Linked DNA regions of Homo sapiens: regions 2 and 3 are each linked to region 1. Evidence: read pairs that join two places in POLR2A ChIA-PET (ENCODE). Cell type or tissue: OCI-LY7. All regions are shown on one strand. Region 1 has its middle 87 kb from the start of MSH6. Region 2 overlaps CALM2 (calmodulin 2). Region 3 has its middle 71 kb from the start of KCNK12.

Evidence for each region. Peaks named below come from ENCODE experiments on the same cell type or tissue, not always from the same donor. Only the 100,000 strongest peaks of a DNase experiment are listed, where the experiment ranks them.
Region 2: POLR2A ChIA-PET joins it to region 1 with 39 read pairs; 2 of 35 experiments call an interaction of 5 or more read pairs at or near these places.
Region 3: POLR2A ChIA-PET joins it to region 1 with 10 read pairs; 5 of 35 experiments call an interaction of 5 or more read pairs at or near these places.

The regions. Positions count from the first base shown.
Region 1 is chr2:47,692,142-47,700,141 of GRCh38, forward strand. It overlaps a transcript of MSH2 not described here. Among named protein-coding and RNA genes, the nearest start is that of MSH6, 87 kb to the right of the region's middle. RefSeq lists enhancers at 2,391-2,934, 4,024-4,568, 4,569-5,112, 6,202-6,746 and a silencer at 3,356-3,405. In OCI-LY7, a CTCF peak has its summit at 2,746; DNase peaks (open chromatin) are centred at 3,280, 5,050, 6,534, 7,880 and 3 weaker places; H3K4me3 peaks cover 6,335 bases; H3K27ac peaks cover 8,000 bases.
Region 2 is chr2:47,156,811-47,164,810 of GRCh38, forward strand. CALM2 (calmodulin 2) reads right to left here. Exons shown (of 6, transcript NM_001743.6): 3 at 5,709-5,852; 4 at 5,476-5,582; 5 at 4,913-5,048; 6 at 3,274-3,994. The coding sequence ends at 3,966. Among named protein-coding and RNA genes, the nearest start is that of STPG4, 5.5 kb to the left of the region's middle. In OCI-LY7, no CTCF peak of the experiment used is centred here; no DNase peak of the experiment used is centred here; H3K27ac peaks cover 588 bases.
Region 3 is chr2:47,637,913-47,645,912 of GRCh38, forward strand. It overlaps a transcript of MSH2 not described here. Among named protein-coding and RNA genes, the nearest start is that of KCNK12, 71 kb to the left of the region's middle. In OCI-LY7, no CTCF peak of the experiment used is centred here; DNase peaks (open chromatin) are centred at 3,423, 5,409 and 7,480; H3K4me3 peaks cover 434 bases; H3K27ac peaks cover 1,008 bases.

The DNA.
Region 1 (8,000 bases):
TCTCCCCTCATTTTTTTCAGTATACTTAAAAGTAAACAAAAATCTATTATTACCCCTTATTAATACTAGATGAAAATCTTTTTCAAAATTCTACCTTTGCATCAGTGTATTATTAATGGCAAAGCTAATTTTAACAAAACCTTATAACAAATTCACCCAAATTCAATCAGTTTGACCATACACAATAAGAGTTCCATAAACCTTTTAGAACCTCTTATAATTTTTTTCATTCTCTTTCTTTTAGCTTTTTATATGCATTCCATTTTATCTATCATTCCTTTTATTTCTTAAATTTCTTTTTATTTATGTATTTATTTATGTATTGAGACTGAGTCTCTCTCTCTCTGTCACTCAGACTAGAGTGCAGTGGTGCAATCTCAGCTCACTGCTGCCTCAGCCTTCTGGGCTCAGGTGATCCTCCCATCTCAGCCTCCTGAGTAGCTGGGACTATAGGCATGTGGCACCATGCCTGGCTCATTTTCTGTAGAGAGGGGGTTTTGTCATGTTGCCCATGGCTGGATATCTGTTGTTTTTTTTTCCTTGGTTTTTTTTTTTTTTTTGAGATGGAGTCTTGCTCTGTCGCCCAGGCTGGAGTACAGTGGTGTGATCTCAGCTCGCTGCAACCTCTGCCTCCCGGGTTCAATTGATTCTCCTGCCTCAGCCTCCCTAGCAGCTGGGATTACAGGTGCCCAACACCAAGCCCAGCTAATTTGTGTATTTTTAGTAGAGATGGGGTTTTGCCATATTGGCTGGGCTGGTCTCGAAATCTTTATCTCAGTTAATCCACCAACCTCAGCCTCCCAAAGTGCTGGGATTACAGGCGTGAGCCACCACACCTGACCCTAATTTTTTTATCTTTTTGAGACAGGGTCTCACTCTGTTGCCCAGGCTGAGTGCAGTGATGTCATCACAGTTCACTGCAGCCTTGACCTCCCAGGTTCAATTGATCCTCCCACCTCAGCCTTCCAAGTAGCTGGGACTACAGGCATGCACCACCAAGCCCAGCTAAAAATATGTATTATTTAATTTGTCTCAGCAAAACTCTAAGGGTATAGAGTTACCAAAAAGATTTTAGAAACTTTTTTTTAACTCTTTCTTTCTCTCTCTGTATAGGAGACAGGGGTCTCACTTTGCTGTCTAAGCTGGACTAAAACTCCTGGAATCAAATGATCCTCCCACCTCAGCCTCTTGAGTAGCTGAAACTACAGGCGTATGCCACCACGCTTGCCTCTGAGAAACCTTTTTAAGAAAACACATTATAAAACATAACTATTATTAAAAGTTCATTGTAGGCCAGGCAAGGTGGTTCATGCCTATAATCCCAACACATTGGGAAGCTAAGGCAGGAGGATTGCTTGAGCCCCGGAGGTTGAGGCTGCAGTAAGGTATGTTCATACCACTGCACTCCAGCCTGGGCAACAAAGCAAGACCTTGTCTCAAAAAAAGAAAGTCCATTTGTAAACTTTTATCTCATTGACATTTATTTATTCTTAACAATTGTGTTTGAAAAATTGTATGAGACATGAAACAAATCTAGTCATTATCTCAAGTTAAATTTTTTATTAACTATTTTTATATGTTAGGCAAGTATCAAAAAAGCAAGAACTTTGAAGTTAAATACATGTATAGTTTGCTGATAAGTCAAAAGACATAGTTCTTTTTTTTATTAAACCAACAATATTAAACTAGTCCTTGGCCAGGCGCAGTGGCTCACGCCTGTAATCCCAACACTTTGGAAGGCTGAGGCGGATGGATCACCTGAGGTTAGGAATTTGAGACCAGCCTGGCCAACATGGTGAAACCCTGTGTCTACTAAAAATACAAAAAATTAGCTGGGCGTGGCGGTGCACCCCTGTAATCCCAGCTACTCTGGAGGCTGAGGCAGGAGAATTCCTTGAACCCAGAAGGTGAAGGTTGCAGTGAGCACTGCACTCCAGTCTGGGTGACAGAGCAAGACTTGGTCTAAAAAAAAAATTAAATATAAACCAAAAGACTGCTAAAGTCACATTAACTGGTGTCTTGTGAAAGGGTCATATATACAAAGTGACCCTGATAAGCAGAAGGAGCCAGGAAACTGAAGAAGAAGGGAGACAAGTCCAGCTTGTCATCATAGAGGTGATTTTATTGGGGAACTTACAGACAGAAGTGTGGTGTTGGGCAACCACAAGACAGATCGACCAGGAGTGGTGGCTCACACCTGTAATTCCAGAACTTTGGGAGGCCAAGATGGGTGGATCGCTTGAGCCCAGGAGTCCAAGCCTGGGCAACAGAGCGAGACTCCATGTCAAAAAAAAAAAGAGGGAAGAGGGCCAACAGAGCATTTGCAGTTTTTAGGGCCCAGTAATAATATATGAAAGGCAGGCACAGCGGGAAAACAGAACATCTAGATCTTTAAAAATCAATTCCGGACGGGCGCGGTGGCTCACGCCTGTAATCCCACACTTTGGGAGGCCGAGGTGGGTGGATCACGAGGTCAGGAGTTCAAGACCAGCCTGGCCAAGATGGTGAAACCCTGTCTCTACTAACAATACAACAATTAGTCGGGCGCAGTGGCAGGAGCCTGTAATCCTAGCTACTCGGGAGGCTGAGGCAGGAGAATCGCTTAAACCCAGGGGGCGGAGGTTGCAGTGAGCTGACATCTCCCCACTGCACTCCAGCCTGGGCAACAGAGTGATACTCTGTCTCAAAAAAAAAAAAAAAGAAAAGAAAAAAAAAATCAAAGATTCCACTTTTACACTGAAACCCAAGACCCTAAAAAGAGGAAAATACCACAGGAGGCTGCACAACACTTCCACAGTGCACCTCACTACAAAGATATTCCCCCGAAGCTGGTGGGTGACCCACTGCCAATCAGCCCACTTTGTGACCAGCCCACCTCCCATGGGAATCTTGTCCGTTGGTGGTGAGTGCTCTTACAGCCTCTAAGTGTTCAAACCATGCCTTTCTTAAGTAAACGTGCAAAGAAGAAAGTAGCCCCCTGCAGTAATAACCATTCATTGAAACTGTTATCGGCCACCTCTAAAACTGCAGCTTTCATCAGCAACTAGCCAGCCATCACACACACAAAGGTCAAGTTCTTTCTCACACTACAGCTTACTCCCTGGTACCCTCAAAAGCCAAGGAGAGAGGGGGCCCAGAAGAGGGTTGCCCTTTTCACACTTGAATGCAAAGGGTTTTATAAGAAACCTATGAGGGCTAGGCATCTCATTTGCATAAGATGTGAATTTTTGGTAGCTCCACTCCATCATCCTAATGTGCACCTGGGCCCTTAGCTTGAGTTACTCCAGATTGCTTTATTCCCCTTACTGCGCATGTGTCAGGGGACGGAATTTTGCATTGCAGGCATGTCTGCAAGGGCAAGTCACCTGTGTAGCCTTTCTTATCTATGCGGCAGTGGGCATGTCTTAGGGAAGCCCCTCTGTATGAGTTCCCTTATCTGTGCCTGCAGCATGCAGCATGATTTTTTTTTTTTTTTTTTTTTTTGAGACAGAGTCTCACTCTGTCGCCCAGGCTGGAGTGCAGTGGCGTGGTCTCGGCTCACCGCAAACTCCGCCTCCTGGGTTCACACCATTCTCCTGCCTCAATCTCCCAAGTAGCTGGGACTACAGGCACCCACCACCACGCCCAGCTAATTTTTTTTTTTTTTGTATTTTTTAGTAGAGATGGGGTTTCGCCATGTTAGCCAGGATGGTCTGGATCTCCTGACCTCGTGATCCGCCCGCCTGTGCCTCCCAAAGTGTTGGGATTACAGGCGTGAGCCACTGTGCCCAGCCTCCAGCATGATTTTTTTAGGCCGTTCTTTTGTTTGAAAGAATTCAACTAAGGATCCACTCTGCCTGCCTGACCGGTTTCTTCCTTTCTTCTCTCTCATCGGGTCCCGAGTTCCCATGACTGCAGCTTCCAGAAGAGCAGAGCTTTGGTATCCTACTCACAGCGCCAAAACTGCAGGGGCCAAGGTAAAACTTGCCCTTTACCCTCTGAAGGTTTGCTGAAAAATCAACTAACAATAGCAGATTTATTGGCGAAAAGGAATACAAATTTATTAGCGTGCATATGGGAGAGAACCACAGAGTGATTATCCCTACCATGCAATGGGGTTCTGAAGCTTGTATGTCATCTTGAGGTTCCAGAAAGAATGGGGGCTTTGGTTGTGGCAAAACAGGTTCTGGGAGGGGGAGGAGGCCTGACTAGCAAAGGTGGTCTTGTTATGCAGATGAAACCTCACAGGTAGCAGTCCTCAGAATAGATGATAAATGTTTCTTTTGAAACCACCTTTGCAAAAATTCTAACAGTGAGAAGATTATGACAGTGAAAGAGATCTGACCTAACCAACCCCATCTTGCCTCTAACCTTCAAACTGCCCTTAATCATTCCTGGACTTAGACCAACCTAACTTTGGGAGACATTTAGTTTATAGTTTAAATGATAATAACCCTTACCCAAAACTAAATCACCTTTGTAAAGCTAATGAGAGACTACCAGGTTAGGAGGATGTGAGCAGGCTGAATTCTAAGGTGTAAACATAAACAATTACCAGCCATTATGCTGGAGGTCATAAGATTTGCAACTCTCCCAGTTACTCCTGCAGATAACATCACTATTACTTTTAATCGCAAAAACTGCAATTATTTTGCACCAACCTAATAGAACCTAAGATTGGTCTTTTGTTGTTGTTTTGTTTTTGTTTTTGAGACAGAGTTTCGCTCATGTTGCCCAGGCTGGAGTGCAATGGTGCGATCTCGGCTCACCACAACCTCCGCCTTCCAGGTTCAAGTCATTTTCCTGCCTCAGCCTCCCAAGTAGCTGGGATTACAGGCATGTGCCACCATGCCCGGCTAATTTTGTATTTTTAGTAGGCTAATACTAATTTTAGTATTTTGGTCAGGCTGGTCTCGAATTCCTGACCTCAGGTGATCCTCCCACCTTGGCCTCCCAAAGTGCTGGGATTACAGGTATGGGCCACTGCGCACAGCCAAGATTGGTCTTTTGAGATATCTTTTCAGGTTTTTGCATTTCTGACTAACGATGAACCAATGGCTCCACTGAGACCTGCTGATCTCTGCCACCTGGTCATGTGGCCCCACCCAGAAATAGGCTCCCTGGCCTGCCAAACTATCCTTAAAAACCCTAACCTCTGAATTTTTCAGGGAGATTGATTTGAGTAATAATTCAGTCTTCCACGTGGCGTGGCCAGCCTTGTATCTATTAAACTCTTTCTTTATTGCAATGCTGTGGTCTCAGTGAATTGGTTTTGCCTGTGCAGTGGGCAGGACGAACCCATCAGGTGGTTACACTTTCAGACTTTTAAAGGTGTCAGACTGAAACTGTTGTACTTGAGCGAGTTAGAGAAAACGCCACACTTGTAGACGAATTAAGAGTCTGTTTATTTAGCCAGCGGCCAAGAGACGGCTAACGCTCAAAGTTCTTTAGACCCCAAAGAAGGAGCTAAATTTTCTTTTATACTTTGGTTTAGAAGGGGAGGGGGGGGTCTAGTTAAAACAATTTTACAGAAGTAAAGTAGGCAAAAAAGTTAAAAGGATAAATGGTTACAGGAAAGTAAACAGTTCCAGGTGCAGGGGCTTTAAGACTATTACAAGGTGATAGACGCGGGGCTTTGGGCGTTATTAATCGGGCGTTATTAATGGGACGAATTCCTGGGAACTGCGGATATAGCTCACCACAGCATCTTATCAGTTCATTGCATTCTTGGATGTGCTGGGAGTCAGCTTGCACAGGTTAAGTCCTTGAGGAAGGGGCTGCCAGTGAAAGAGCCAAGATGGAGTCTGCCTGGCTCTCTTAGCTAAGGGAGAGTCAATTCAGGTGGAAACAAGGCTAGGTGATTAAAGGAAAGGGAGAGTCTAAAAACAGGGTTAGTAAAAACAAGGTTAGGCATTACAAAACTGCCTTTGCAAAAATCATAACTGAGGAAATTATGACAGTGAAAAAGGTCAGACCTCACTGATTCCACATTGCTTCTAGCCTCTAAGCTGTCTGTTCATTCCTGGGTGTAGGCTGAGCTAGTCTTGGGAAGGAATTTAGTTTATAGTTTAAACTCTGAACCAACAAAATTGACAATAGCACTTTCTGGAAAAAAACCCTTGCTTGCGTGGAGACCAGTCTGTCTTTGTAGGACTAACTTTCATGCACGTCCGTGTGAAGAGACCACTAAACAGGCTTTGTGTGAGCAATAATGCTTTTAATTACCTGGGTGCAGGCGGGCTGAGTCCGAAAAGACAGTCAGCGAAGGGAGATGGGGTGGGGCCGTTTTATAGGATTTGGGTAGGTAAAGGAAAAAGGGGGGTTGTTCTCTGGCGGGCTGGAGTGGGGGTCACAAGGTACTCAGTGGGGGGGCTTTTGAGCCAGGATGAGCCAGGAGAAGGAATTTCACAAGACAATGTCATCAGTTAAGGCAGGAGCAGGCCATTTTCACTTCTTTTGTGGTGGAATGTCATCAGTTAAGGCAGGAACCGGCCATCTGGATGTGTACGTGCAGGTCTCAGGGGATATGATGGCTTGGCTTGGGCTCAGAGGCCTGACATAATTAGCCACAAGATTAGAAATTATGATTTAGGAGCCATGCAGTCTCTGGCTGGAAGAGTCTCAACCTCCCCAAATTGCTTCTGGGAATAAGATCACTGTTGCAAAACCTAAGATCAGTGTTTGAGATATTTTGCAGACCCTGCATTCCAATGCAGCAGATGACACCACTCAGACTGCTAATCTGGCTCAACCAGTCCTGTGATCCCATCCAGGAACAGAAGTCAGCAAGAACTCACTTCAACCCCCTGTAATTTTATCTTCAATCCGACCAATCAACACTCCCTACTTCCTGAGCCCATACCTGCCAAATAATCCTTAAAAACGCTGATCCCTGAATGCTCAGGGAGACTGATTTGAGTAATAATAAAACTCCAGTCTTCCACACAGACGGCTGTGCATGAATTACTCTTTCACCATTGCAATTCCGCTGTCTTGATAAATTCGCTCTGTCTAGGCAGTGAACAAGGTGAACCCACTGGGTGGTTACAAGACTCTCAGTTAATCTTTCCTAGATTCAGAGAAGGGAAGGCTTTAGAGGAAAGAGAAAATGCAGAGAAAAATGGCTGCATTAACGCAGATTTTCTCTACAGATGCAAATCTTCCGCACAAAAGACAGCTTTGCAGGGCTGCTTCTGTTTGCAGGCCCTCTGAACAGCCATCTCAAAACATGTCAAAGAAGTATATCTTGGGGTGAGATATTTTAATTTCCTTCCTATACATGGGAAATAGCCCAGAGAAAATGTGTAACTCTCCAAGAGGTAGCTTAGAATTCAGGCTTATATTGCATCTTCAGCTAAAAATCAAAGGAAAAAAGTATGGGGGATGCTGGTTATAAGGATATGACCAGGAAAAGCATGGTAAACAAAATTAAAGTTTATCATGCAGATTTAATTTGGTGCCTTCTCCATTGAAAAGAGTTTCCTATGATTTAGTTACCCTTCTCTTCCTGGTGCAGAGAGGGAGACACCCTTACAAATGGAGATTTTCTTTATAGATGTAAATTTCCCTTACAAAAGGGTAACTTCTACTCTGTTTTTAGAGCTTCTCCTGTGTCTGCTGTTTCTCAAAATAATCAGCTCAAAATAGCCTTTATGCCAAAGAGGCATATTTTGGGGTGGCACATTCTGGTCTCCTACACTACCCATTTAAATATTGTCCTTTACCTCCCATTATAGCCTTCATTTTTTGTATTAAATATATTTACTTTTATGGAGATAGTAGATGGTATAAATTTTCTGTTTTTACTTGACAGAGTAAACCTTGCCAACCTTACTGAGAAAGTATACTTCTCAAAAAGTTAAAAAAACATGAATCTCATGCAAATAAAAAAATGAGCACATGTCACATGTTTAGTTAACTCATTAATGAAGGAACCAGCAAAATGGTAAGGCTAGTTCAAAGAGAATTAAAGAGAGTGAAGCCTTTATAGCGGCTAAAGGAAAGAATGTTTGCAAAAGTTT
Region 2 (8,000 bases), 540 kb before region 1:
CCGGCCACTTCTCTTATTAGGATGGCATGCTCTGCTGTATCATGCTTGCAAAAACCCCAAACATGCCATCTTCACATTTCTATTTGTCTCCACATATGCTAGCTCTTCTGCATGAAATGCTATTCTTTTCTTTGACCACCTGGAAAATCTCAAGGGTCAGCTCCTCTGAGTAGACCTCTAAGCCTAATCCACTAAGTCCCAAAGGACCCTGTGCCTATCATTGTTGGAAGATTCATTTTATGACAAATCGTTTCTCCTCTAATTTTAAACACCCAAAACACGGTTTTTAATTGACCCCTTTGAACACAAGGACTAAAATATTTGTTGAATAAACCACTGACTAGTTTTCCCCTCTAAGTAAATCCAAGACTAGATTACAGCAGTGCTTTTCAAAAATTGATATGCATACAAAATATCTGATGATCTTGTTAAAAAAACAGATTGATTCCAATTCTGGGGCAGGACCTAAGATTCTGCATTTCCAACAAGCTCCTGGGTGATTCTGTAGGTGACTTTTTGAGGAGCAAGAGACTAGAGGACTTCATCTAGTTTCTTAAAATACTGGGATTCTAAATTCATTTAACATAGCCTTGAAAAAAAAAACAGGCACTAGGTTTAAAATGAACAACTGAAATTAGAAAGTGAAGAGGCAATACCAAAGTTCTCACAAATGTTAAGAGATTAATCAAGTCCATTCCCTGTGCCTCATTTCATTTTCTTATTTTGGCTGAGCCTGTAAAACTGGCTCAGCAGACTAGGGACTGGTACCCTCGAGACTAAAAGAATATGAAAGGTACAGAGAAGTCCAGAAACCCATACAAGGTGTGACATTAGAGATGGGAACATCTAGATGAGAAAATAGTTTAAGTATCTCAAAAATAGAAACAGCATGGGTCAATGATTTCAAGGACTATCCACAAAGCAGATTAAGCACGTAGGATAAACATAGTGTTCCTTTAAGAAAACATTATCTTATATAGTATCACTGAGATTTATTTCCAGATTATTGTAAGTTTCAAAAAGGGGGAGAGGCATTTCTCTTGAGAATACATATCTATAATTGAGCTCAACAGTGCCTCTGTTACATATCAGATCTTTAAAATTGTTGCCGTCTTCTAAAAATTTTAGGAAAATACGTTACACCAAGGGTGATATTTAACTGCAATAGTTGTTTATTGGGAGAATCATCTGAGAGCAAACATGCCAGACAGTATTATGGTTGGTACAATTACCAAAATCCTATTAATATAACACTAATAGTATGGTTAAGACTTGAAGGTGGGGCTGGGCGAGGTGGCTCACACCTGTAATCTCAGTACTTTGGGAGGCCGAGGTGGGCGGATCACAAGGTCAGGAGTTTGAGACCAGCCTGGCCAACATAGTAAAACCCTGTCTCTTCTAAAAATACAAAAAATTAACTGGGCGTGGTGGCGGGCGCCTGTAATCCCAGCTACTCGGGAGGCTGACGCAGAATTGCTTGAACCTGGGAGGCAGAAGCTGCAGTGAGCCGAGATTGCGCCACTGCACTCCAGCCCAGACAACAGTGCTAGAGTCCATCTAAAAAAAACAAAAACAAAAACAAAAACACAACTTGAAGGTGATATCACAGTCCTGGGTTCCAATAGGATTATGTTGTAGGAAGCATTGGAACAGATTTGAACCCAGCTCATTATGACCACAGTTAAATTATACAATCATTCTACTCGTTTCCTGTAAAATCAAAATGCCAAGACTTCGTGACTTTTGTAAAGATTTCAACAATAGAAATGACCAATTATGACATAGAAGAGCCCAAAAAATGTTTCTCCTACCTTTGTTGTCCTTGTTAATTATACCTTGATATCAATTTATATAAACCTCATTGTTGACGCTGGAAAAACACAAATTGACTGCCTAAGTCCCTCATTTTTCAGGGTCATAACTGGTTTAATAGCACAATTAATGGAACACTTAATGCAAATGCCAAGGACAATGTTAAGGGCCTTACTTTCATTATTTCACTTAACTTTTAAAAAAGCCCCACTCATAATCCCAACACTTTGGGAGGATGAGGTGAGGGGATCACTTGAGCCCAGGAGTTCAAGACCAACCTGGGCAACATGAGTCCCTGTCTTTACAAAAAACAAACCTTGTTTGGATTTCCTTTCGACAAAATTTACTACATCCAATTAAGGGGAGTAGAGTGCACATCTAAAATCTTCCTATTTAACTGATTACCCGAGTATGTGATACCATTAGAACTATCAATGCCTGTAACTTCCCTTGCTCTAAAACATACTAATAGTAGTATTAAGATAGTCAATGGGGCAGTAACCTGCCAAATAATGAATTACCCCTGGGAAATTAAAGACCTTGTAGCTATAATAACCAGGTAACAATTACACTCAATGTTTTAATCTTGGCTCTGGTTTGCTATGGAATCTTTCATTAAGCATTTAAAAGGTACTTTAAAAAAATAAAAACCCTGATAACCACCTTTGGAGTAGCTCAAATTATAGAGAAAGCAATGATAGAAGCCAGCAAAAACTAAAACAAGGTGTAGTCATTGCCAATTTACTCCTAAAGACATCTTTTTTTGCAAAATGTTGCAGATGGGCAAGCTGAAAATTCTCATCTTATAGAATTAAAAAGCACAATGAATAAAATATTAGTTAATAGAAGTAAAACTATAAGGATGCTCACCCCAACTAGATTTGGTTTTTTTTTGAACATGCAAACATTTAAAACATCACTGCACAGCTTAAGTCAACATGGACAAATGCCAAAGTTGAAAACTATAAAGGTAGGAAACAGTAAATACCTACTTTATGCCAATTCCCATACTAGGTACACTTAAGTTTTTGAGTCTTTCATTGGGGCCTTTTGAAGTTGTCAAATACAATCTGGATAAAGAAACAAAACAAAAAACTTGCCCCTCTTTTCCCATGACTGCCACCATCTTGTTCTGTGGGCAGAGGCAACTCACAGGTATCCTGGATCTAACACAGTAGCACAGTACGACACACATGGTGGTGGAGGAATGTTGTGGGCACGCATGATGGTGGCCCCCAAAAGGTGACTACACTAAGCCAGCCCCCATAGATCCCCATCTTTTCGGCCTTCCTCTTCAATCTCTCCTTAGTTACACCCCTTATTTTGTTCCTCTTATTTTCTGTGCTTCTCTCCCTCTTTTCTCACTTTTCCAATCCTTTTCTCCTTCCTTTCCCACCTTCACTATTTCTGCCACCCATCTCCATATGCTTCCCCACACGAGAAAAAATTATCTAGACTATACCAAGCAGAAACCAATGCCATATTTTATTTTCAAAATTATTAGACTTCAACAGTTAAATGACTCAGATGCAGAGCAACCATTGGGTAAATTGTAATTTTTTTATTGGAAAACAAATATACAACTTGGAATGGATTTTGAGGCAAATTGTGCCATAAGCAGATTTTAAGTGGCTAAACAAAGTTTAAAAAGCAAGTAACAATAAAAGAAAATGTTTCTGGTACAGGACCAGCAGTACAAAAAAATAGTGTACGAGTACCTGGATAATACACCCGTTTTGCAATAGTGCAACTTTTAAGTACATATTGTTGACTGTCCATAGTCCACGCAGAGTTACAACTCCACACTTCAACAACAACATGCTGACAGTTCCTAAAGAAAACTACTTTAAAAAAGGCATAACCCAGATGTTCCCTCATTTGACCAACTCCATCTAAGTTTAGATGTGCAGAAGGGCTTAGATATATCCAGAGTAAGCCACATGCAACATGTTACTTGATCAATTTTCTAAAATAAGGTTTTAGGACAATGACAGTAAGATAAGGGAAGAAAACATGGAGGAATGAAGTCCTAATTACTATACATGCATATTTTTTTGACAGTAGGGAGAAACCTTTTACAGATAAGTTACAAACAAAGAAAAGGCAAATAAACAATTTTGTACAAGAAATTTAACACATTCTGTACAAGGTCTTCACTTTGCTGTCATCATTTGTACAAACTCTGAAAAAGAAGAAGTACACAAAAAATGAGTCAATAGCAAAAGACCAAAAAAAAAAAAAAAAAAAAAAAATCACATTTACTCAATTACTGAGTACTCTTTCCATTCCTCTCTTTCCTCAGAATTACCATTAAGTACAGAGGGAAGCTAGTTTATTGCCCAGGCTGGAACTTCATTAACCATAACTATTCAGGTTTATTAGTAAGAGCCAAATTAACGCTTTAGATAGGCCAATATAAAAAAGAGCATTCTTGGCTCTTAGTTTAGACTTGAATTTTAAGTCTGCTGGATTACAAGACAATATTGTAAATTCAATGCTATGGGCTAGGTTTAATTTTTATAACATTACATTTTATGCTCTTTTCTAAGTTAAGTAGTTACATCATGAAAAAAATACAGAGTTTTACTCAAAATCCTTCAGTTTCATATGCCTTGCTTCCTGATATGGCCATCTTAAAAGTTAGTAGATACGATACTTTTGAAGCACATGTAAACTTCAGTTTCAGACTAAAGCCAATTAAAGAAAAAAGACAATACAGTGCGGGGAAAGAAAGTCACATTAATTTCATTTTAGGAAACTTGGAATAAGTTTGCTTTCCACATTGTTCCACAATCACACAAACACTGAACAGTGCTTCTCAAACTTTATACATGAATCACCCAAGAATCCTATTAAAATGCTGATTCCAGGTGTAGGGATAGAACCTGATAGTAAATATTTCTAAATTAAGTTCTCAAGTCAGAGCAATGTTACCTAGTCTGCAGACAACACTCTGAATTTTAAGAAGGTTAAATGTAAGTAACTGTTTTAGCAACCTAATTTCAGGGGAAGGGTCACTAATTTCGATCAGTTCCCTAACAAAGAGCCTCTTATCTTAAAAATCAAAGTGAAGAATGAGGCGTGAGACTGAAACATTTACCTTCATAGTTTACTTGACCATCACCATCAATATCTGCTTCCCTGATCATTTCATCAACTTCTTCATCTGTTAACTTCTCTCCAAGGTTTGTCATCACATGGCGAAGTTCTGCAGCACTAATATAGCCATTGCCATCCTAGCAAAAAATTTAGTATAGTTTCTGAGTCAAATTACAGACTTGAGAGTTGGAATGGAAATTTATTAAGTTTACTACTAAATTTCACATTGGGGGAAAAACATACTTTAGAAATGCATACAAATCTACACAGTTGACCTACAAATGTCATTAAGAGCCAAGCAAAATGTCCTACATTGAAATCATTATTTCCTAGTCCCAAAGTCAAGTGACACCTCCTTTGACAAGATGAACGCAATACATATATTAGAAAGTCTATACTGAATTCTTAAAAAGCTTTTGCTTGGTAATTAAAATATGTTGGTAAATCATCAAAAAAAAAAAAAAAAAAAAAAAAAAAAACAACCAAAAAAACACAAGTCTTCATAATGAGTCCTGGTATCTTCATTTCATCCTCAAAATTTAACATATCCAGTCCTTGACGTACCTTATCAAACACACGGAATGCTTCTCTAATTTCTTCTTCACTGTCTGTGTCTTTCATTTTTCTTGCCATCATTGTCAGAAATTCAGGGAAGTCAATTGTGCCATTACCTGAAATGGTTTAGTGGAAACATCAAAGCTTTAGTGGAAACATATAAGCAAACAGCAAAGGTTTAGTGGAAACATCTAAGTATCACTTCTTCAACCCCTCCCAGCCCCACAAAATTGAAGACTTACCATCAGCATCTACTTCATTAATCATGTCCTGTAACTCTGCTTCTGTGGGATTCTGCCCAAGAGATCTCATTACAGTTCCCAATTCCTTTGTTGTTATAGTTCCATCACCATCTTTGTCAAATAGTGAAAAAGCTTCTTTGAATTCTGTTTGAAAGAAAGACCACAATCCAAATACACAGATTAATAATAAAATGTAACCTAAATGAAACGTATTAACTCTTAAAGCCTACTCAGTGGTGGGATCGTGCCAGTGAACAGCCACTGCACTTCAGCCTGGCCAAACTGTAAGACCCCACGTCTCAGAAAAACCCAAAAACTTTTAACGGAAAAATACCAATGGAGGTAGCAATTGAAATGTGACTTTGACTCCTAAAGATTAACCAATCTTTATGATACCTTATGATAATATTTCAAATATATCTTTGACCAATCATACCACTGTACTTTCATGCTGACCTAAGTAAAATTATCCTAGGTTTACAGAGGAAAAGAACCAAATCCCCAAATGACTGGCTCCTCTGTCACTGAAGCTGCTCTGTGGAACATAATTCAAAATTACAGACCTAACCTACACTCACAAAACAAAAATAAGACTACTGGTACCCAAATACGTATTTCTACAGAGTAATTAAACTGTTTCTGTATACTGTGTTTAGAGTTAGCCACTATGTCTAAATCAATCACCTACTAAATTAAAACAGGCTACTTTCCCTTTCTAGTAAGGCAGGAGAAGGGACTATATAAAGAGTCTATAACAATGGGCTGATCAAGATATAAATGTCCAGTTTTAGCTAAATGCATGTCACTGAGAACAAAGATCATTTTGAGCTTTCTTTGGAATATTAAAACCCCAACCTTATATAGTGAAACTGATTATTCCTCAACATCTTGTTGTGATAGTATGTTCCTTCCTGCTGTTGTTTTTTTTTTTGAGATGGACTTTCGCTCTTGTTGTCCAGGCTGGAGTGCAATGGTGCAATCTCAGCCCACCGCAACCTCCTCCTCCCAGGATCAAGCAATTCTCCTGCCTCAGCCTCCCGAGTAGCTGGAATTACAGGCATGCACCACCACGCCCAGCTAATTTTCTATTTTTAGTAGAGATGGGGTTTCTCCACGTTGGTCAGGCTGGCCTCGAACTCCCAACCTCAGGTGATCCGCCTGTCTCTGCCTCCCAAAGTGCTGGGATTACAGGGCATGAGCCACTGTGCCCGGCTATATGTTCCTTCTAATACATCACTAGATTACATGGAAACCTCCTGCTGGTGCAACACTCCAGACTACCTGGCTTCATTCACCATTTACAGATAAACTAAAACAAGCCAGGTGCAGTGGCTCACACCTGTAATCCTAGCACTTTGGGAGGCCAAGGTGGGCAGACTGCCTGAGCTCAGGGTGAGTTCCAGACCAGCCTGAACAACAGGGTGAAACCCCGTCTCAGGCCGGGCGCGGTGGCTCAAGCCTGTAATCCCAGCACTTTGGGAGGCTGAGGCGGGTGGATCATGAGGTCAGGAGATCGAGACCATCCTGGCTAACACGGTGAAACCCCATCTCTACTAAAAATACAAAAAAATTAGCCGGGCGTGGTGGCGGGCGCCTATAGTCCCAGCTACTCGGGAGGCTGAGGCAGGAGAATGGCGTGAACCTGGGAGGCAGAGCTTGCAGTGAGCTGATATTGCGCCACTGCACTCCAGCCTGGGCGACAGAGCGAGACTCCGTCTCAAAAAAAAAAAAAAAGAAGAAAAAGAAAAGAAACCCCGTCTCTACTAAAACACACACACACACAAGCTGGGTGTGGCGGCGTGTGCCTGTAGTCCCCCGTCTCTACTAAAACACACACACACACACACACACACACACACACACACACACGCTGGGTGTGGCAGCGTGGGCCTGTAGTCCCCCGTCTCTATTAAAACACAAACACACACACAAGCTGGGTGTGGCGGCGTGCGCCTGTAGTCCCAGCTACTGGGGAGGCTGCAGCAGCAGAACTGCTTGAACCCGAGAGGCGGAGGTTGCAGTGAGCCGAGATCACACCACTGCACTCCAGCTTGGGCAACAGAGTGAGACTTGTCTCAAAAAAAAAAAAAGAAAGAAAGAAACTAAAACAGACTAACTTTGATACTGCAAAGTTATACCAATCAGTAAATAATAAAGCTAGTATTTTCCAAGTAAGTCATTTCCCAGAAAATATTAGACCCTATCAGCAAATGAATACAAAAAGTTTCCAAGTTCATTGGGCCATTAAGCTTTCCCAACATAGCCATACATTTGAAAATTTATGTGACACAT
Region 3 (8,000 bases), 54 kb before region 1:
CTCTCCACCTTCATATCCACCACCCTCATTGAAGCTGCCATCATCTCTCATGGGGACTATTACAAATGCCCTCTAACTACTCTTCTTGCTTCCATGTTACCTGCCATCCTCCCATCCAACAGCCAGAGAGACACCTGAAAACTCAACATCTGACCATGTCATTCCCCTGCTTAAAACCCTTCAATGGGCTGGGCACGGTGGCTCATATCTGTAATCCAGCACTTAGGAAGGCTGAGATGGGAGGATCATTTGAGTCTAGGAGCTCAAGACCAGCCTGGGCAACATAGTGAGACTTCGTCTCTACAAAAAATGTAAAAACAAAAATTCATTCAATGGTGTCTGTTGCAGTTAGATAAAGTCCAGGCTCCTTCTGAGATGCACAGGGTCCTGCATAATCTCTCTTCCCTCATCTGGTACCACCCTCCCCACTGCTCTACACGGGAGCCACACTGGCCTTTTCAGCTCTTCAAATGTACCGAGCTCCTTCCTGACACCTCTGCCTTGATTTGCCGTCCCCCAGCGCCCCCTCCCCTCAGTCTTTTAGTTCTCATCTCACATGCCATCTTTCCAAAGAAGCCATCAATTTTAGTTATCTTTTGCTGCAAAACAAACCATCCCAAAACTTAGTGGTTAAAAACAACAACCATCTTATTTCTTGTAATTCTGTGAGTTGCCTGGGGCTTAGCGGGATGGTTCTTCTGCTGATCTTGCCTGTCAGGTGTTCACAGTGAGATGGCACCTGGGGCAGAAACATTCAAGATGGCTTCACTCACATGTCTGCCATCATGGCAGGAACATCTCACCTGGTACACTGGGATGGCTGGGCCTCTCTGTGTCACCACAGGGCTCACTCTCCCAGTGGATTCTTCATATGATCTCTCCCAACAAGATGACCACACTGATTTGGGGCTGGAATTATCCCATTAAAAACTTTGTTAGAATAGAGAGCTGTGGATATTGGATATGTATACTTGTTAGTGTGAATAAATGGTTCCCAGGAGTGAATGGTGTAGTATACTGGAAAAGAACAAGGCTTTGGAGTCCAAAGTTCAAATCCCATCTCTACCATGTATGATTCTTGCTTATTCATTAAGGCTACTTTGGTTACTAACAATAGAAATGGATTCTGGCGAACTTAAGCCAAAAAGGGTGAATTTATTAGAATGTATTAGAGTTCTTCAGAAAAACAGAATCCGTAGGATGGATATATATATATATATATATATATATATATATACAGAGAGAGAGAGAGAGAGAGAGAGAGAAAGAAAGAGAGAGATTTACCAGGAGGGATTGGCACACACAATTATGAAGGCTGAGAAATCTCACAATCTGCCATCTGTAAGCTGGAGGCCCAGGAACAGCAGTGGTGCAATTCCAGTCCAAACCCCAAAGCTGGAGAACTAGGGAGTGGGAGGGGGGAGGTGAAGGGGATGGGTAGGATATAAGATCTGGTCTGAGTCAGAAAGTCCAAGAACCAGGAGCACAGATATCCAAGAGCGGGAAAACCTGGATGTCTCGGCTCAGACAGCAAGAAAATATACACTTCCCCTGCTTTTTTATTCCATTCAGGCCCTCAGCAGATTTGATTGTGCCCACCTGCACTGGCAAGGACGATCTTCCTTAGTCAGTCTACCAATTCAAATGCTAATCTCTTCTGGAAACACTCTCACAGACACACCCAGAAATAATGTTTTACCAGCTATATCATAGACCAGTCAAGTTAACACATAAAACTAACTATTACAGATCACATGGAAGGGTTGACAACCATGACTCAGCAGTAGGAGCCTTTTTTCCAGAGTGTTGCTACTAACCTTTCTCAACCTTAATGATTTCTGTGTCTCTCTCTCATTCTTTAAAGTCTTTTTTTTTTTTTTTTTTTTTTTTGAGACAGAGATTCGCTCTTGTTGCCGAGGCTGAAGTGCAATGGAACAATCTCGGCTCACCACAACCTTCACCTCCTGGGTTCAAGCAATTCTCCTGCCTCAGCCTCCTGAGTAGCTGGGATTACAGGTGCCTGCCACCACGCCCGGCTAATTTTGTATTTTTAGTAGAGACGGGGTTTCACCATGTTGGTCAGGCTGGTCTCGAACTCCTGACCTCAGGTGATCCACCCGCTTCAGCCTCCCAAAGTGCTGGGATTACAGGCGTTGAGCCACTGTGCCTGGCCTCTAATTTTAAGTCTTACATTTTCATCTGTCTCAAGACTGTTTGACCCAGCTTGGTTCAAGTATCAAATTCCTTGGTCGGGCCAGGCACAGTGGCTCACACCTGTAATCCCAGCACTTTGGGAGGCCAAAGCGGGTGGATCACCTGAGGTCAGGAGTTCGAGACCAGCCTGGCCAACATGGTGAAACCCCATCTCTAATAAAAATACAAAAATTAGTCGGGCATGGTGGCGGGTGCCTGTAATCCCAACTACTTGGGGGGCTGAGGCAGGAGAATCACTTGAACCTGAAAGGTGGAGGTTGCAGTGAGCTGAGATTTTGCTACTGCACTCCAGCCTGAGCAACAAGAACAAAACTCTGCCTCAAAAAAAAAAAAAAAAAAATTCCTTCATTGGCCAACCAGCTAAGGCTACAGGGTACAGTTACATGGTACAGGGCAGGCTGCCAGGGGCGCCGGAGGATGGGGTACACAGCCAGGAAAGGGAAATCAGCGTGAGGCAGGTGGGGAACCCAAGATGGGTCAACTACACTAGGTCAAGTTACTGGTAAGCCTCAGTTTTCTTACATATAAGGTAGGATAATCTACTTCTTAAAGTTATTGTAAGGATTAATCAAAATAATGTCAAAAAGTGCCTAACACATAGTAAACACTAAGTTTATGGTTAAGTGTTGTTATTTTTAAAAAACAGTGTATTTTATTTATTTTATATTTTTTAAAGAGATGGGGTTCTTGCTGTGTTGCCCAGGCTGGTCTCAAACTCCTGGACTCAAGCGATCCTCCCACCTCAGCTTCCCAAAGTGCTGGGAAAAATAATTTTAATACTGGTGAAGAACTGAATGAACTAGTAATAGCTTCAAAACATCATCATAATCTTAAAGAAAGGTTCTGGGCTCACCTTATACTTGTCTTGATCCAGCCCTGGAATCAGCCATTTCTCCAAGGAGCTCTCATTCCTTTTATGAAAAATGGTATTCAAAAACCAAGACCTGGTCCCTAGATGTGCTCACTGCTATTAGGGTGTCACTGTTTCCAGGTGTTCTTAGGGGACAGAGCTGGGGAACACACATGTGCACACACACATTTATAATGTATAATGTATAATTATACATTATAACACATAATTATTATGTATAATGTGTGCACACACACATTATTTGGCATTGATGGGCGTTCATTTCCCTCCAGCAGAGTAAGACAGAGAAGATGCAGCCTGAGTGGTTTCCCTTCTTTAAAAAAAAAAAATCTGTTGGTGAAAGCTGCTTTCTTGTGTAGCTTTAATTTGCATTTCTCTTACTGTGAGTGAGTTCGAGCATCTTTTCAGAGACTTAAAGCTGGTTGTATTTCTCTTTCCTTGAGTGGTTGGTGCACAATCTTTACCCATGTTTTTATTGGCTTATTGTTCTTTTATTCTTGTTATTATCGTGATCATTGTTGATTTAGAACCTCTAAATGTGATGGCACTTAGCCCTATATGAGTCATAAATATTTTTCCCAATTGGTCACTTATCTATTGACTTTTTTGAAGATAGTTTGCCATGCAGATAGTCTTTGTTATATAATCACATGTACCACTGTTTTATAGCTTTCTAGGTTGTTTTACACCAACAAAAGATTACTAAAATTCATTTCCTTATGGTTTCTTCTAGTATGTGCTTTTAAATTTTGTTTATTTATACATTTAGATACTGGACACATTTGAAACGTATACTAATCCAACTTCATTTTTTTCGCAGAGGGCAACCCCATATATTGAATAATTTCTCTTTCCTTCCTGGTTTGAAATGCTGCCTTTCGTGCACGTTACATTCCTATAACTTCTGCATTTGGGCCTATTTCTGGGATTTCTGTTCTGGTCCATGGATCTCTCACTTTATCTCCCCTATGTCTCTGGCCACTCCTTCTCAGCCTCCTTTTCTGGCCCCTCCTGCCTTCCCCTCCCCTCCTCTTTGTCGCAGCGTCCCCTCCTGTTCTATCAAGACACATTTTCCTTCTCTGTCCCACGCTGATTTCATCGGCTTCAGGGCTTCCATATCAGCTTGGGCTGAAACTAATGTGGCATTTGTATCTCTAGCCTGGCACCCTCTCCTGAACTACAGACTCATGGAGCCAGTGTCCTCTCAGGGGCTCCACTTGGAAGCTTAATCTGCATTTTGAAAATAGCACTTCCTAACCCAAACTCCTGCTGCTCCCCAGAACCTGCTGCCACCACAACATTCTCGGGAAACAGTAGCTCCGTTCTCTCTATAGCTCGAGTCAGAACTCCATGTCTTTGATGACTCCTCTCTCTCTCTCTTTTTTTTTTTTTTGAGACGGAGTTTCACTCTTGTCACCCAGGCTGGAGGGCAATGGCGTAGTCTCGGCTCACTGCAACCTCCACTTCCCAGGTTCAAGCAGTTCTCCTGCCTCAGCCTCCCGAGTAGCTGGGATTACAGGCACCTGCCACCATGCCTGGCTAATTTTTGTATTTTTAGTACAGACGGGGTTTCGCCACGTTGGCCAGGCTGGTCTAGAACTCCTGACCTCAGGTGATCAGCCAGTCTTAGGCTTCCAAAATGTTGGGATTACAGGCGTGAGCCACTGCACCCAGCCGACTCCTCTCTTCTTTGCGACATCCACGCCTATTAAGTCCTGTCAGCTCCATTCTCAAATAGACCCAGAGTTGAACCAGCTCCCCGTCCCATCATCTGTCTCTCCCCGGGCTATGGAAATAGCTCCTAATCCATCTTTCCATGGCATCCCTGGTTTCACCCCCTGACCCCAGGTCCACTCTCCTCTCATCAGCCAGAGCGATGCTCTTAAAATGTAAGTCTGATCATGTCCTCTTCTGTGCAAAACCTGTAGTGGTTCCCAAAGTCCCACAGAAGCCCCAAAAGCCTACCTGACATGGTCCCCAGCTAACTCTTGGATCTTTATCCTCTTCCATGAATCCACTCTTGCTGGGCACTCCGGTCTTCCTTCTGTTCCTTGAACACACAGCAGGACTCCTGTCTCTACCAATGCATCTTCTTTGAATAACTGTATATAAACCTATCGACTTAAACTTCTATAAGACTTACATAAGCTTTAGACTTATGTAGACATAGAAGTTGATCATATATGATACTTGGACATACATTTAAACATGTAAGAAAAATGAAGCTGGACACGGTGACTCACACCTGTAATCCCAGCTGTAATCTACTGAAAATAGAAAAATTAGCCCGGCTGGTGGTGCGCACCTGCAATCCCAGCTGAGGTTGAGGCATGAGGACCGCTTGAGTGTGGGAGGTGGAGGTTACAACGAGCTGAGATTGCACCACTGCACTCCAGCCTGGGTGACAGAGCAAGGCTCTGCTAAAAACAAAAAACAAAAACCTAAAAAGATAAGCAAAATTGAAATTGACGGTAGTCCTAAAATTTCCTCATATTCAGAGCTTATCTCTTCTGAATCTTATTTTGATTCTGACCATTGATGTTCTTGTTTTTCCAAACAACATTGTTCTCTGTGCCTTCAAGAGTGCTCGTTTGATGGTACAGCATTTTTTAAAAGAGTGCCCTACTATTGCCTCCAGGCCTTCTTCCAAGCTTCCAACAATCTTGGCTAGTGCTGTGTATATGGACAGGTGAGGACAACTGCGTCATGACTGTCACCTCGATGACAGGGATGTAAGACACACCTCGATTTCAGAGATGTGTAATTGTAAAAACAACAACAACAACAACAAACAGGAAACAGAATCAGTGAATTATGGTACTCTCTGGTTGGGCTAATTCCCTCTACTTACTCTTCTTTTCCACAATTTTTTCTAGTTATTTTTGCTTATTTTTCCTTTATGAGTAAAGTCAGGGAATGTTATTTGTATAAATAGATGACAAAAAATGGCAAATAAATAAACAATAATAGAAGGCAGAATCAGACCTAATTACTTGGTTAATTATTTCACGTACCAATTCTAAGTGCCTTTTGCCTCAGAGTGGAATTAACAGATACCAGGTAGTCCCCCTACCCTCATCCCATGCTCTTGGCCAATATTGCTAATTCATCAAGGTCCTATTTTTCACTGATACCAGTGGAGGCCTTAGACTCTTTCTCAGCGCAGCATTCCAAGTGGCCATTACCAGTTGATTAGAGTTGGTAAATGGAATTAAATTCTCCAAAGCCAACAGTCACCCAAGGCATGTGGATATGAAAAGTAGAGAAGTCTAAATCTGTTATCAGTTCTTCAACAATGCAGGATGCATCACTACCCTTCCTTTGGGACAAATCATATCCCTGTATCAACTGAAGGACATTAAAGGACTTCCCCATCACCACATATACACAGCTAGACCAACTGAGTTCAGAGCCCTGGACTACCCATAAGTCGAGTCATGCAAGACTCCTCTTTAGCAAAGCAGAAAGGCCAGCTATTTTTAGTTCTACAGTGTTCTCTTTTCCCAGCCTGAAGTGTTCAGCACCTCCGCTTAGGCTCCGATTCACATTGAAGAGTAAATGACTGCTAGCCCAATCAGACCCTCCCAGGAGCCCAACACCTTTTCATAAGCAGTGCTTCTGAATCATCTGGGCATCTTGTTGCAATGCAGACTGTGGTTGGGTAAGCCCGGAGTTGGGCTTGGTAATGCTGGTTCAAAGACCAGAGAAGCAAGGTGCTAAGTATATTTGTCAGCTCATAACAAAATACCACAGTCTGGTGGCTTAAGCAACAGAAATTTACTTCTCACAGTTATGGAGGCTAGAAGTCCAAGACCAAGGTGCCAACAAGGTAGTATTTATTATGATGAGGCCTCTCCTCTTCGCTTGTAGGCAGCCACCATCATGTTGTGCTCTCATATAGCCTCTTTCTTGTGCAAGTGAGGAGACAGAGTGAACTCTGGTCTCATAAGGACACGAATCCTATCAGATCACAGCCCCATCTTTAGAACCTCATTTAACCTTAATTACTTCCTTAGAGGCCCTATCTCCAATTACAGTCACCCTGGGGGTTAGGGCTTCAACATATGTATCCCAGTGGGAGGACACAGTCAGTCCATAACTAAGGAACAGAACACTGGGGAGAAAAATCCTACTTTGTTGGGACACTGGAAAATGCGAGTATTCTCTGGACACCTACACCAGCCTCTCCTCAACACCTGAAGCAACCAACCTGGAGGATTCATCAGTGACTAAGGCCAGCAATGTTGTGTTGCTGGCAGGAAAGATCCATTGTCTAATTATGAATCTCAGCATCCTAGAATTATGGGGAGAAGCCAGTTCTCAATTCGTTTTAACAGAGCTTCTCTCTGTAGCAGTTCCAGCCAAATAAGCCAACTCTGCAGGTTCCAGGCAAAGAAGGGTTTGTTATGGGCTATATTTAGTGCCCAGGTGGCAGGTGGGTATCTGCCATGCTGAGCCCAGCACTACATGCTCACCACTGCAGCATGTCAGGATGACTCCCAAGGGCTTTTGTGGCAACATGGAAGTTCCCATGGCCAGGTGCCTCCCCCTCTACCCTGGATGGCTTTGGAAAACCTGCCTCAGGTGTCACTGTGCCTTTTTATGGGCACCATGCACTGGACCTACTGGCTTTGTAAAGGCCTGCAGAAATGCTCTGGTTTGAATGTGTCTCCCAAAAGTCATATGTTGGAAACTTAATCCCCAATGGAGCAGTGTTGAGAGATAAGGCCTAAGGGGGATGTGTTTAGGTCACGAGGGTTTCTCATGAATGGATTAATGTTGATTATAAAAAGGGCTTGAGCTGGGTGAGGTAGCTCATGCCTGTAATCCCAGCACTTTGGGAGGCTGAGGCGGGCAGATCACTTGAGATCAGGAGTTCGAGACCAGCCTGGCCAACATGGTGAAACTCTATCTC